2 separate regions of the Mus musculus genome follow, and region 2 is linked to region 1. Evidence: chromatin contacts called from ENCODE Hi-C or POLR2A ChIA-PET data. All regions are on one chromosome and are shown on one strand. Each heading gives the region's core, a stretch centred on a gene start or an enhancer-like site at or near the end of the contact. The rest is flanking DNA. Distances are from core to core; before and after follow the strand shown.

Region 1 (6,687 bases), core at 2,382-4,881:
AAGGTAAAACTCAACCTACCTTTCTAAGGTTGCACTCTTGAAGCACAAACCAAGAGAGCTGTAGAAAGCTGTCCTCAAATGACTATAAACAAAACCACAAGCACAGAGTCATTTGTAAAGAGCAATTTGTCATCCGGCAAAAGCCAGATCACAGCCATAAAGATAACTGTAGGAAAAAGCCAAGGCATGCCAAAGGACCACTCTGACTATTCCTATATGCATCAAATAAGGCTACAGGTACTTTTTATAAGAGGAGACAAGACCTAAAGAACAGAGATAGCTCCTCAGAGATAAACCGTTTCCTCTGTTGAGAAATGACTTCAAGAATGACAATTGACATAAAGGTTTCAGAAAACAGGGACTAAAATAATGTTTTCGTGTACTGCATACTATGTGCATTTTAAAATAAAAATATATTCTTTAAATTTTTTCCACTCAGCATACGTGTTGCTTTCCACTTGTTAAATAGGGATATAATATTCAAAGGGATCAAAATAGATGGCCATCTCAAAATACTAATCCTGAAAATCTTATGCATGACAAAATGTTGTCTGGAAGCTGTGTCAGGACTTTTAAACCAATGACATAAAATGTGAAGGGAAAAAAAAAAAAGCCCAAGAGAAGCCAAGCCACGGCAGCATGCCCATCTGAAACTCAGGAGTCATCAATATTTTTTTTTCTGTAAACAAAATCTTCCAGTAGAATCCCTATCCAAACAAGTGTGGGATTAGAGTACTGTTTCCTATTTTGAATCTACATTCCGCACATATATATCACTTCTGAAAAAAATACAGAAATCACAATTTTGGAGTTCTGGGTGTGCCTATGTACTACTGGAGGAAGTCATTTATAAAACTCGACACTGAAACATGAGGCCAAAGAACCATGGCATGGTTGGAGACTGGCTCTGCTTATTAACTGGTAAACATATCAAGCAATTAGTTTTACATAGCTTACTTGATGACAATAACAATCTAAATCCACACTTTAGAAATCCACGTTTGACATCTAAACAGGGAATGTGACAGGACTTTTTTTTCTACCAACACATAGTATCATCTTTGTAAACTATTACTTTGTTTAGGAAACAAAGTATCTTTGCATTGGAGCTATGCCTAAACGTCACACATTAAGGAGATACTTGCTGATCATTGCACAAGACAGCGGTGCATCTGAGGCTTTATCACCTTTTTTTTTTACAGAGCTTTTCCTATTCCATCTTTATTTTGACGGCTCTATGAATCCTACTTTTAAGTAGGAATGGTTCCAACATAACCAAAAGGAGAGAAAATATTTTATTCTCTCACAAAAGAAAACATAACACACACGCACGCACGCGCGCACGCACACACAGCACAGCACAACACAACTCAAAACTTTAAAATCTGAGCAAACGTAGGAGCGAGTATCCTTTCTAAAGCTCCAAAGAACATGGATCATGTCTTAGGGAGGGCGCTGGGTTACTTTCACCTAAGTGTTCCTGGAGCAAATGACTTGATTGCTTTGCACTCTAGCTAAGTGCTCTGCTGCATAAGATACTGTTTCTGATCACACACACACACACACACACACACACACACACACACACACACACACACACACACACACACCGCCCCCATCACTCCTTCCAGTTTCAGAGGCCCGCTCTGCACAGGCTAGTGCCCATCTCAGCTTTGCTCAGAACCCTGACCCCAAGAATAAGTGTCACTACTTAATCCTTTCGAATCTGCAGTTCCTCTTCCCCGTTCCACATTGGAATACAGTGAGGATGGTGGGGATAGAAAGGGCAACCACGTTGTCCCCTTCCTCACCCCACGAATCCCCCTGGCTTCTCCTAGCCAGCAACCCAGAGCCATCCCTGCCAGTTATACACATACAAATCACCCCTAGCAATAAAGACAACCAAATAGCCCGTAACCAAGGGGGTGCTAGGAGCTTGGGGGAAGGGAGCACGGTGAGCTTCCCACCCTAAAGGTGTGCACCAGCGGGGAACCCTTTAAGAGCAATGACAGGTCGGCGGCAGTCAGCCGTGGGTGGCAAGGGAGGTCGACAGAGGATCGCCACCGCTCGCGTCGCTCCAGGCCTGCGGGGAAATCCCGGGGCGGCAGCGGGGGCTCCGGTCGTCCCCCGCCTGGAGCTGCCCCCACGCGGCCCCGGTCCCCCCGCCCCCGCGGCGCGCGGCAGCCGGAGCTGGGCTCCCCCCACGCTCTCCCGCTCTCTCGCGAGTCCTGTGCAGGCCCTTCCCGCGGAGGGGGAGGGGGCGCCCAGGGAACTGCTGCAATGGAGCGCCTGGAGCAATGTGCCGGGGCGAGCCAGTCCGCGGCAAGCCATGGCCACATTAAAATGCCCTATTAATTTTTTAAAAGCCATAAATCACCTCCCCTCCCTCTACAAAGAGCAAACCATAAACCCGATCCCATGCAAGCCCGCGAGCAGCCACCCACTTCCTATTTCTGTCACAGCAGCTACACCCTGCCAGCAGTCACCCCCCCCCCCGGGCGCCCCCTCCCGCCACCGCCACCCCCGCCACCGCCTCCCAGCCACTCAGCCATTTGCCAACTGCTGCCCCCCGTCCACGAAAACAAACAAATAAATACATAAATAAAAATAAATGCCCCGATTAGGGCCGGGTGGGCGGTGTGGGGGCAGGGCGCGGCGAAGGAAGGGATCGCCTCTTGCAGGAGATCCTAGAAGGTCCCCGGCGCTAGCCGGAGAGGGACGACCGGGGCGGGGGAGGGGAGGACAGTCGCCTGCGGCACTCGGTGCACCCCGGGCCGACGCGGCGCTGCGCTTACCTTTCACCACCCTGTCGGTCGTCGACAACTTGGGATCAATCGCCTTGGGCTCGGACATCTCCAGCCACCGGGAGGGGGGGACAGCGACGCGCTGCTCGTCCCGTCCGACTGCACACCCCGACCGCACCGGCGGGCCAGACACTCAGCGCCGCCGCCGCCGCGCTGCAAACCGCTCGGCTGGAGCTCTGGGCTCTGGGCTGGCTCGAAAGTTACTGCCGGCTCCGCGCGTCCCTCCTCCGCCGCCGCCGCCTTCACTCCTCCTCCGCCGCCGCCAGCCCCGCCGCCTCGCTCCGGGCTGCGCGTGTGTGCTGGTTATTTATTTATTTTCTGAGCACGCCTCCCGGTTCTTCTTTTATTCTTGGGGACGGGGCGGGGGATGGGGAGGAGAAGCACACGCGAGCACCCACCCCGGCACCGACACCGGGCGCCGCGCAATGGAGCCCCCACGCGCGCACACGGTCGGGATTAAGACCGATCACATGGGGAGGGCCGGGGGCGAGGGAGGAGAGGCAGGGCCGCGGATGTCAGCGCCGCCAGCCGCGCCTCGGCTTCCCGGTGCTGGAGAGGCGGCTGCCGCTGCGGCCGCCGCTGCTTCCCCACGCCGATTGTCGCCGGGCGCCGCCGGGGCCGCGGCAGCCGTAGACGTCCCGCCGCCGCGCTCGTCCGCGATCCTCCTCTGCCTCGCGGCGCCGCTGCTTCTCCACGCACAGGCAACAGCCGCTGAGCTCGGTGGACACAGTCCGGGGCACAACCTCGCCTCCGCCGCCGCGCCGGCCGCCGCCACCACCGCGCCCGCCTCCGCCTCCTCCCCTTCCTCCTCACCGCCCCCGCCTCCAGCGCCCTGGCCACCTCCTCCTCGGGGTCCGCCTTAGGGCCCGCCCCACGTTGCACCTCGCAAGCTCATTGGCTGGAGAGCGCGTCCCTCATCGCTAAGGCGGTGGTCTGGGTGACCGCCCCGCCCCCTGCTCTGTTTTCTTCAGGGTGCCAGTCAGTCCCGTGGGCCTGCTGCCTCCACCGCCCTGTGACCGCTCAAGTGTCACTGGAGTGGGCAGGGAGGAGGGAGGCTGGACTGGGAGTAGGGGCCGGGAGGAGCTGGGCTGCTGCGTGCCCCCGCGCCTGCCCACTCCCGAAGTCCTGCACACACTCCCGGGTGGGTCTCGGCCGCTCCGAGTGTGTGAGTGGCCCGCAGTAGTGAGTTCGGAGACCGAGGAAGGAGGAGCGCCGGACGCTCCCGGCCGCGGCGCAGCTGCTGTCGCTGCCGCAGCTGTCCAGGGAGGATCGCCAAGGAAGGCGACGAGTAAACAGCTTACCTTGGGGAGGCAGCTCTGCCTGAGCTAGGTGGACGGGGATTACTGATGGTGGGGTGGTTAGGACGCGTGCACAACTTCACGGGAAGAAACGAAAGTGTGTTTGGGGCGCTGCGGGACGCGGTGGCTGGCTGGCTAGCTATCCAAGGTGGATGGGAACAGACTGGAGCCTATGCGACCCTGGCTGTGCTCAGTGACCCTGGATGCCCTAGGAGATAAGAGGAGTCAGAAAGACTCGGGAGAGGTCGCCTTTTCCCTGTTCACAGGAGCTAGCAGTCACTGGTGGCGATAGGTGACACTAAATTTCTTCCTGTTCCTTCCAGTCAGTCACTCAGTGATCAAGATGCATGTAGGGCCTTGGCTTGTTGCAGTTTCTCACAAGTCCCTCATAAGAAGGAAAATAAGGGACCGTGTATGAAATGCTCTTCAAAATATCTTCTGCCTCCTGAGTTCCAGGACAGCTAGAGCTATACCGAGAAACCCTGCCTCGAAAAAACAAACAAACAAACAAACAAAATATCTTCTGGGCACAGCCCTCCCCCTGGCCTACCACAACCCCAAGGACCAGCAAGGAAATTATGAAGAGAGCTGAATAAATTTCTCACCCTTGTCCTTCCTGTTTTATTTTCAAATTCCTTCAGTATCAGGGTTTTCGTATTTCCTGAATTGGACTGTAAGCTTAATAAAGGGCCTACAAAAAGGTGTGGGAAGCTGCTGGAGGCACACTCCATTAGTCCCAGCATCTGGGAGGCAGAGGCAGGAGGAGCTCTGTAAGTTCCAGGCCAGTCTGGTCTACAGACTGAGTCCCAGGACAGCCAGGACTGTCTTGGGAGGGGGCGGGGGGGGGAGTTTAGGAAGCTAGGAGATGGAGCCAGGAGAACTGATCTGGCCACAGGGATTAGATGAAACTCAAGTCCAAAAAAATACAAATTTAATAGCAAATTGGTGGCTCTGGGGCATGACAACTAGGTAGCCTCAAGGATTTTAGGACAGAGGATGTGAGAAGGCTAGCCTGCCAGTCAAAAGGAGAGATGGAGTGGATGGTCACATCCCATCCGCAAAGGGAGGCTGCCCTCGTGGCCAGATTTCTGCTGCTAAATTTGCCACCTCTAGGGTCCTTGCTTTCAATAAGATCTATATAGCCCAGTGGAATTTTCAGGGAACATGAAATTATCTACAAGAGGACTCTGTAATCTCCTCAGTTAGGGGTTGTTGCAAACAGCCTCCTGGGCTAGAGCAGAGCTAGTTGCCAAGGCAGATTTGGGAAGCTGGTCCCTGGCCAGATGGCTGGAAGAGAGGGAAGGACGCCAAGACCTGTGGGTGAGCAGGGCCTGCTTCAGGAAAGACCAGGAAACCTTATCTGGGGATCCTCACTTTGAAAGCCAAGACTCCCTCACCCCCACGCTGCTCACAGATGCAACTGTTATTTAGAGTAGCTCTCCCCTGGGCATAGGAAAGGCATCCTTGAGCTAGGATCAGGGGCTGAAATTATCAAACACATTGAAAAGTTTGATAATAGAAATAGGAACTAAAGGTAGACCTTTCAGAAACACCCTTCAGTCCATCCCAAGTCCACATAAGGTGTGTGTGGGGGGGGGGAGGGGGTGACAAATAGTAATCACTTTGCACAGCACATCTTTCTATCATCAAATACTTTTAGTGTGTGTGTGTGTGTGTGCGCGCGTGTGTTTCCCTAAGCACTGTAATGTAGATGCATATTAAGTAAAGTTGGATTCTTAAGTACTATACAGGACAATGCCAACCAAGGAATAGCTAGGTCCAGACACCCGGCCTAGTCAACCAGATAGCCAGTCATCCCTTCCAATGGCCAGCTCTCTGCTATAGCTGTCCCTTTCCTTTTCTCCTTAAATCCTGTTAGAGTTCCCAAACAGCTCTTGACTATATTCAAACTGACAAAGATTAGCTTACATTTGGAACTCACATTTTCACTGTGACAGGTTCAGTTTTCAGGAGCTGACTTTGGAAATGTCCTTTGCTTATGAAGAGAAAGTAAAGATTTTTTAAAAAGTCATAAAAGACAACATTTCATACACTACAAAAAATAATACACTTTTCCTTCCTTTGTTTAATTATCTCTAGGAAGCAGCTTTCCTGTTTGGAATTCCCTTTCACAGCCCAACCATAATGAGTCCATGCGATTAGTTCTTGGTATTGATAATCTGGGCCAAGCTGTCTGTGACATGCCAGCAGAGTGATGGAGCAATGATACGCACCCTTCCATCTGTAAGCTTCTTCAGCTGAATACAGAGCTTTCTAAGACCCTGCTATAGACAGAGTATCAAATAGCGACAAGTCTTATTATGACAACATCAAGAACTGTTGATCACCTCCTTAGAAAGACTGCATGAGGCTTTAAATAAAAAAAAAATAGTCATTTCTGTGTTAGTCGCTAAGATTTATCGATGTATCCATTAGGAAATTAATATACAGCCATTGCTTATTTTATTCCAAAGTAAACTGTGTACTAAGATACAGAAGTGCTACCTCAGTGTTATGTAAGAGACTAAAAACATTCACACCTGTCTTAATACATGAACATCTAATCTTCATTTCTGTAAACAAAC
Region 2 (6,687 bases), core at 2,481-4,980, 1.2 Mb before region 1:
CCCGCTCCTGTCACTTCACAGGGGCCTAGGCTGATCTGGGGAGGGGACCCGTCACCCAGCACCCCACAGCGCCCCGCCTGTGTCCCTGAGTGCTGGAGCGGCCGCGGCCGGCGGGGCGCAGGGCGCGGGGGCCGGGGTCACGGCGGGGGCCGGGGCTCACCGCGCGCGGCCGGCAGCGGGTACAGCTTCTCGGCCTTCTGGAGGAAGCGCTGGGCCTTGTCGCGGTTGCCGGCGCTCAGGGCCTCGCGAGCGATCTGCACGCATTTCTCCGCCTCGTCGCGGTTGCCCTCCATGGCTCGCGCCTGCCTCGGTGTCCGCGGCCGCGCAGCTGCGAGGGGGGCCCGCCGCGGAGGAGGCGAGGCGGCCGGGCGGGGCACGGCGCGGCACGGCGCGGGGAGGAGCGGGCACCGCGGCGGCGGCCCGGCGACGGGCGGCCTCGCAGCTCCGCCTCCTCACGGCCGCCTCCCCGCCCCCCGCGGCCGCAGCGGCGCCAGCCGCGTCCCTCCCGGGCCTGGCGGACCGTAAAGCCGACGCGGTAACCCGGGAGGAGGGCGGGGAGGCCGTGGGTTGGCGGAGCGCGGACGCCCCGGCCCCTAGGCTCCGGTGTGGCCCGGAGCCCGCCTTCCGCGCCACCGGGGTGGGGACAGGGACCCTCACGACCAGATCCACAAGGATCAGAGGCCAGGCCTCCTGGCCCTTAGGTCTTGGGAAGCCCTGGGCCTCCGTTAGGGAGTGATTGCCGCATGGATTCGTCCTACAGGCGCTTCCTGCTTTGGATCGGAAGCCCTGGAACCCCCAACCCCCGCAGTTCCCCAGCCCTTCTCAGCGGCACATCTGACCCACCTGCCACCTGGCAGGTACAATGCAGCTCTTTGGGTTAAAGCAGCTGTAAGGCAGGAAGTTCTTTCATCCACATAGGCTGCTTAAGCACCTCCTATTCTGTTTGATTTGCTCCAGGAATTAGGATACATGTCTTAAGGCTCAGGGAGGGGAAAGGGGTCAATGTATAATAATGGAACATGCTTGGCATGAATCAAGATGTGACTAGCATTTCACACCTGTGTCTGGTCACTAAAAGCAAATTATATCCGAAGTTCATTCGGTGGAGGTACTTTCGTTGTACCCTGAGGGTCTCTGTACTTGTGTCCCACCTTAGGATACAGGCCCTTTCACATTAGTTAACTGTCAATTGGGGGGGGGGGGGACGCCAAAAGCAGTTACCTCCAGCTTCTTCCCAAGTTTTAAGACCCTAAGAGGTCATATGATACAAAGAAACAACAAAAGTACCACGGGGTTATGACTACAGATGCACTGTTTAATTAGTAAGCAGAGAATGTACTTGTTGCTGAGTGAGATCTAAGGTAAGTCCCGATTATTAAGCAAGTTTAAAGCTAGTTTGGGATATGACCTTTATTGAGCTTATCCACCAGAGTGGAAACAATGTCTGTACAAAACCAAATGCTTGTTACTATAACTTCTGCATCACAATTAAAATCCAAACAGTTTTTTAAAAACAGTCAACTCAATCAAAACCCACTACTTCAGAATCAATAGCTTCTTTGAAGCCACAGTAACACTTAAATATGGTTAAGACTCGAATGCAGAAATTTGGTTGGTTGGAAGGCTAATTAAGCCTCCAACTTGCTCAAATAGAATTACAAAAAGGCAAAATTGTGTTTTTCACAGAGATACAGTCCACTGGAATCACCAACACTGGACAGCTGTTAGGAATATTTAGAGTCCTGAGATAATAAGGAATCCAGGCATCCTTAAACAGTCTTCTGTTGTCCTTTCTTCCCGATCAGCGATTTGTGGATGTGTGGGATGACACCTAGGAGAGGGACACAGATTAAGTCTACCTTCTGGATAAACATTTAAAAAAACAATACATGAACTCAAAGCAGGTAAAATTCATATACAAAGTGAAAACTTGAGGGATGAACAATGATCTTAGCAAAAACTAAGTGGAAAGCCAAACCCCATGAAAGCACCCTGTACTGAAATCTCTTCTAGAAACAATGGGAGTGTAGGAATTTTCTTCTTAAATAGAATGTTAGGAGTTTAGGGATGACATACCACCACCAGCAATGGTAGCTTTGATCAGAGAATCCAATTCTTCATCTCCACGTATAGCAAGCTGCAAGTGACGAGGGGTGATACGCTTTACCTTTAAGTCTTTTGACGCATTTCCTGCCAACTCAAGTACCTAAAAGGCAAAAAATAAATAAAAATCTGATGATCAATATTCCAACTTACTTTCAATCAAGATCTTTGAACCTCAATGGTGTTATTTACCAACTGTTGTCATTCCCTACTACCTGAATGATAAAATTATGCAGAATTATGCAAAAAAAAAAAAAAAACCACCCAAAAAACCCCGAAGGGGCACGCAATTGCATTTGCAGGAGCAGCACACTCTGGCCCAGCAGCCTCCTCGGCTGAACGCGAGCTCCCTCTAGCGCTCCCTCGGTCTGCGCGCCGCTCTTAGGGCCTGCGAGTTTTCTTGCATCACTTTCCTCCTCTCTCGCCACTTTCCCCCGCCCCCCCAGAGCTTTTCCAGATCACAGGCGTACTCCCGCTTACCTCTGCGGTGAGGTACTCCAGGATGGCTGCGCTGTACACAGCGGCGGTCGCGCCCACACGTCCGTGGCTGGTTGTCCTAGATTTCAGGTGTCGATGAATACGGCCCACAGGGAACTTGATTTTTATGCACACAAACAAACGAACAAACAAGAAAAAAAATGCACAAAGATAGGAAATTCGTTAAGATAAGATGTGCGCGCCAAAGCCAAGGACGGTGGTGGTGCACCAACGCGCCCCGCCAGTTAACACACATGTGATCCGACGCCCCCCCTCCCCAAACCCCAGTATTCACTGTCTCCGCAGGGCCAAGTCGCGACACATCACTCATGCTAAGATGGAACACCCATGGAGGGTGCAGACAAACAAGCAAGGGGGGTGCAAACATAAAGGCCCGGTCACCCGACTGCGGCAGTTGCTACCCACCTGCAAGCCGGCTCGCTGCGAGCGGGAAACCGCCTTTGTCTTGGCCTTTCCGGAGTCCTTTCCAGCCTTACCGCCAGCCTGCGGCGCCGCCGACGCCCGCGAGCCCGGGAGGGACGGAGAAGATAGAATTACCAAGGCGGCGCGCCCCTCCCCCACCACAGCGCGTCCTGGAGGCGAGCGAGCGCGCGCTCGGCCGCCCGCCGCCCGCCCCGCCGGGGACCCCGGGCCGCCGCTCGCCCCCCGCCCGCCCTTCTCCCCCGCCGACCCCTGCCGCGAGCCCGCCGCGGCTGCGCGCCCCCGCGCCGGCTCCCAGCCGCGCCGTGCGCGCCCCCCCAACCGTCGCCTCCCGCCTGGAGCTCCGGGGCTCCGAAAACACCTCCCCTCCGCTCGTCCCGACCCCGTCCCCGCACGCTCCCACTCGCCGCCGCCGCCGCCTCTCCCAGCCCCGGGGACGGCGGCCCCGCCCGCTCGGAGCCTGCAGCCCGCGGCCGCCCGCCGTCACTCTTCACGTTACCATCTCGGACCGTGCTGAAGCTCCGACGAGCGAGGAAGAGACGAGGCCAGGCGGACGCTCAGCGAGATCCCAGCGCCCACTCCTCCGTCGGACCGCGATTCAAACTGCGCCGTCTCCCGCCTTCCTCGCGCCCTTTATACTGCAGAATGTTCCCTCATCCGGGAACTCGGCCGGTTCGGCCCACCAATGGTTGCCTCCCGCCCTCGGGACGCGTCCTTGAGGCTCCAGCCAATGGGAGAACGCACAGCGGAGTGGCGGGGCGGGCGCTCGGGAGCTCGAGCGATGATTGGCGCGTGGGGGATGAGTTAGGGGGGGAGGAGATGCGGCGGGACGAGGACCGGGAGAAGAAGGGGCGCCGCGGCGGGAGGGCAGCAACAGAGCGCTGCGCCACCGAGCGAGTGGACGGTGGTGTCACGTGCCTGGAGGGAGGAGCTGGAAGGCTGGGGAGGAGCGCGCGCTGGCGTCCTCCCCGCTGCAGCCTCCCCCCCTCCACTCCCCCGCGGTGCTCCGGAGACCACGTGAGCTTCCCTCCCGGTCTAGCCTGGCCCCCTCGCTGACAACCGGCGCCTCTCGGTTGCCCTCTGGCCTGGCCTTTCGTGTCCGCAGATCTCGGTTTCCTTCAGAGTCCTGCCTTCTGACAGGTGGCTCGAAGGCGTCCGGCAAGAAGAGCTCAGCTCGGCCTCTACTTGGTGAACCACTTCCCTGATAAAAGTGTCACCTACCCCACCCCCGGTAGTTTTTTCATCTTCCTCCACTTCTGTCCTCACCTCTTGTTACCCCTCACCCCCCTCATCCTGTCTCATAACAACAGTGGAGCCAAGTTACCGTGGGGATAACAAGTAATTTTGTCTACACACAGGAAGCTTGGGATGAAGCGGTTTTTTATAATGAAGTCACCGGCCATATTTTTGCGAAGACTTCGCATCAATGGGATGCACCTATAGCCTAGTGTCTAAAGTTGATTTGTTGAAACATTAAAGCTATTATGTGTCAGCTTTCCTACACTAAAACATTTTGCCACATGACAAATGTTGGTAAATGTCAGTGGGGTAACTGTAACATGATTCACAAGCAGTTACAGATGGTTCATGTAATCAGTTACAAATGCTGGGCTTAAAAAAAAAAATAGACTTGTACACACGGTACTGTCCTGATGCCAGCCACTTAGACGTGCAGTTAGTAGATCTACAGCACCTGCATTTATCACTCGCTGCTTGGAGACCATAATTATCTGAGTCTTGCGAATTTCGCATTTATATTAATACGTAGCACTTTTCAATTAAACATGATTGTGTGGCCATGTGGGTGGGCGCGGGTGCTCACCTCATTACTATAGTTGTGGAAATCGGATGACAACTTGAGTGAGTGCTCTCTTTCCAGGGTTCCAGAGATAAACTCAGGTATCAGGTAGTCAACTCTCACACAGCTAGCACCCGTCGAGTTATATCACCGGTTTATACTTTTTACATAATTGAATAGTAATATGAAGAGAATATTGAAGCGTAAACTCCACATTATTAGTACTTAAGTTTGGGAGATTTTATGAAATTAGAGGAACTCTCTGATACCAGGACATTAATGCTAGAGGAGAGACTCCAAACAATATTGATTCCGAGGCTTATTGGAACTAAGGAATTGTAATGATGTCATCACATGCCGAAAACAACTGAGGCTCCTGACATCCCAGCACCTAGAAGGCTGCATCAGAAGAGTCATAAGCAGAATGCTAGTCAACTCTACAACGATGGCATTTCAGACACCTAAGGACTGGCCTGCTGTGATGGTGGCAACCTACATCCTTAATACCAGCCCTTGAGAGGCAGAGGCAGGCAGATCTTTGTGACTTCAAGGCCCACACGGTCTACACAGTGAGTTCCAAGCCATCTACAGCTACAGACTGAGGCCCTGTCTTCAAAAAAAAAAACCAAGTATAAAGCCAAGCCCAGTAGGCTATCCCTGGCTTCTGATGGGATTTCTTGATATTTACCTCATAACATACGTCCATTCTCTAGAGAATTCTGTGTGAGCTTTTTCCCATGGAATCCAACTAAAAGGTTGACTTTTCTTCACTGAAGAGTGGTAGCAAGAATAAACTAGCAAGTACATGTGAGTTCTGTGGCGCCTCCTCACTGTAATCTTAGTTCTCAACCCTTTCTGCTTGTGCCTTTTAAAATGTTTTTTATTCTTATTTTTGAAACATGATCTTAATTCTGTAGCCCAGGCTAGCCTGGGATTTTCTATATAGATAACGTTGAGCTCAAACTTGTGATTCTCCTGCCTCTGCATTGTATATGCTGAGCTTATAGGTGCACACTACCATGCTTTTCAGAAAGGTTAGTAACCTTTGAAAGCTCAAGCCCCACCCCACCTTTTTCACATAGCCCTTAAAGGATTTAGGAAAACCTTATGCAGATTACATGGTAACATGTGCTTGACAATCAGCATATACTCAACAAACAACTATCCTATAAGGAGAATAAGGAAAGTGTGGTGATTTGAGAGAAAATAGCCCTATAGGCTCATAATATTTGAATGTTTGGGCCTTAGTAGAACTGATTGGGAAGGACTGGTAGGTGTGGCCTTGTTGGAGGAAGCATGCAACAGGAGATCACTTTAAGGTTTAAAACTGTTAAGCCAGGCTCAATCTCGCCTGTGTGTGCCTGTAGACTGTAGATCAGGATATAAGCTTTTTTTTTTTTTTTTTTTTTTTTTTTTTTTTTTTTGAGACAGGGTTTCTCTGTATAGCCCTGGCTGTCCTGGAGCTCACTCTGTAGACCAGGCTGTCCTCGAACTTGGAAATCCACCTGCCTCTGCCTCCCAAGTGCTGGGATTAAAGGCTTAGGATATAAGCTCTTAGCCTTACACCTTCCTGCCTGCTGCCATGCCTGCTGCCATAACGATCAGGAACTAAGCATCTGGAACTGTAAGCCAGCCCCCAATTAAATGCTTTCCTTTATAAGAGCTGCTTTGGTCTTGATCTCTCTTCACAGCAATAGAACAATCTAAAACAGAAGGGAAGAGAAAATAACATATTCCTAATTGGTTTTTCTTGACTGTTACGTATGCATCTTTTGATATGGAAATGGCAAGCTTAAAGGACACTCAAACTGTGCCAATGTGCTTGAATTAAAAAAATGTCACTCACAGTGTTGGGCATTCAAACACTG

What was found. A loop is a pair of places that touch in the nucleus more often than their neighbours do. ChIA-PET counts read pairs that join two places held with the same protein, here RNA polymerase II (POLR2A).
Region 2: a map of left cerebral cortex shows a loop between it and region 1 (3-fold over the local background). The contact joins the promoter of H2az1 here to the promoter of Ppp3ca in region 1. A Hi-C loop is called at or near these places in 1 of 37 maps with a recorded cell type or tissue (left cerebral cortex). POLR2A ChIA-PET finds 5 or more read pairs at or near these places in 3 of 5 experiments (Patski and embryonic stem cell).

Annotation. Positions count from the first base shown.
Region 1 is chr3:136,667,010-136,673,696 of GRCm38, reverse strand. Ppp3ca (protein phosphatase 3, catalytic subunit, alpha isoform) reads right to left here and starts at 3,631. Exons shown (of 14, transcript NM_008913.5): 1 at 2,796-3,631. The coding sequence starts at 2,853.
Region 2 is chr3:137,861,530-137,868,216 of GRCm38, reverse strand. H2az1 (H2A.Z variant histone 1) reads right to left here and starts at 3,730. Exons shown (of 5, transcript NM_016750.3): 1 at 3,521-3,730; 2 at 3,007-3,084; 3 at 2,584-2,697; 4 at 2,077-2,206; 5 at 1,295-1,831. The coding sequence starts at 3,523. The coding sequence ends at 1,770. It overlaps Gm43403 (predicted gene 43403), which reads left to right and starts at 3,891. Exons shown (of 2, transcript NR_169184.1): 1 at 3,891-4,252; 2 at 4,380-4,530. It overlaps Dnajb14 (DnaJ heat shock protein family (Hsp40) member B14), which reads right to left and starts at 542. Exons shown (of 8, transcript NM_001033155.1): 1 at 161-542. The coding sequence starts at 293.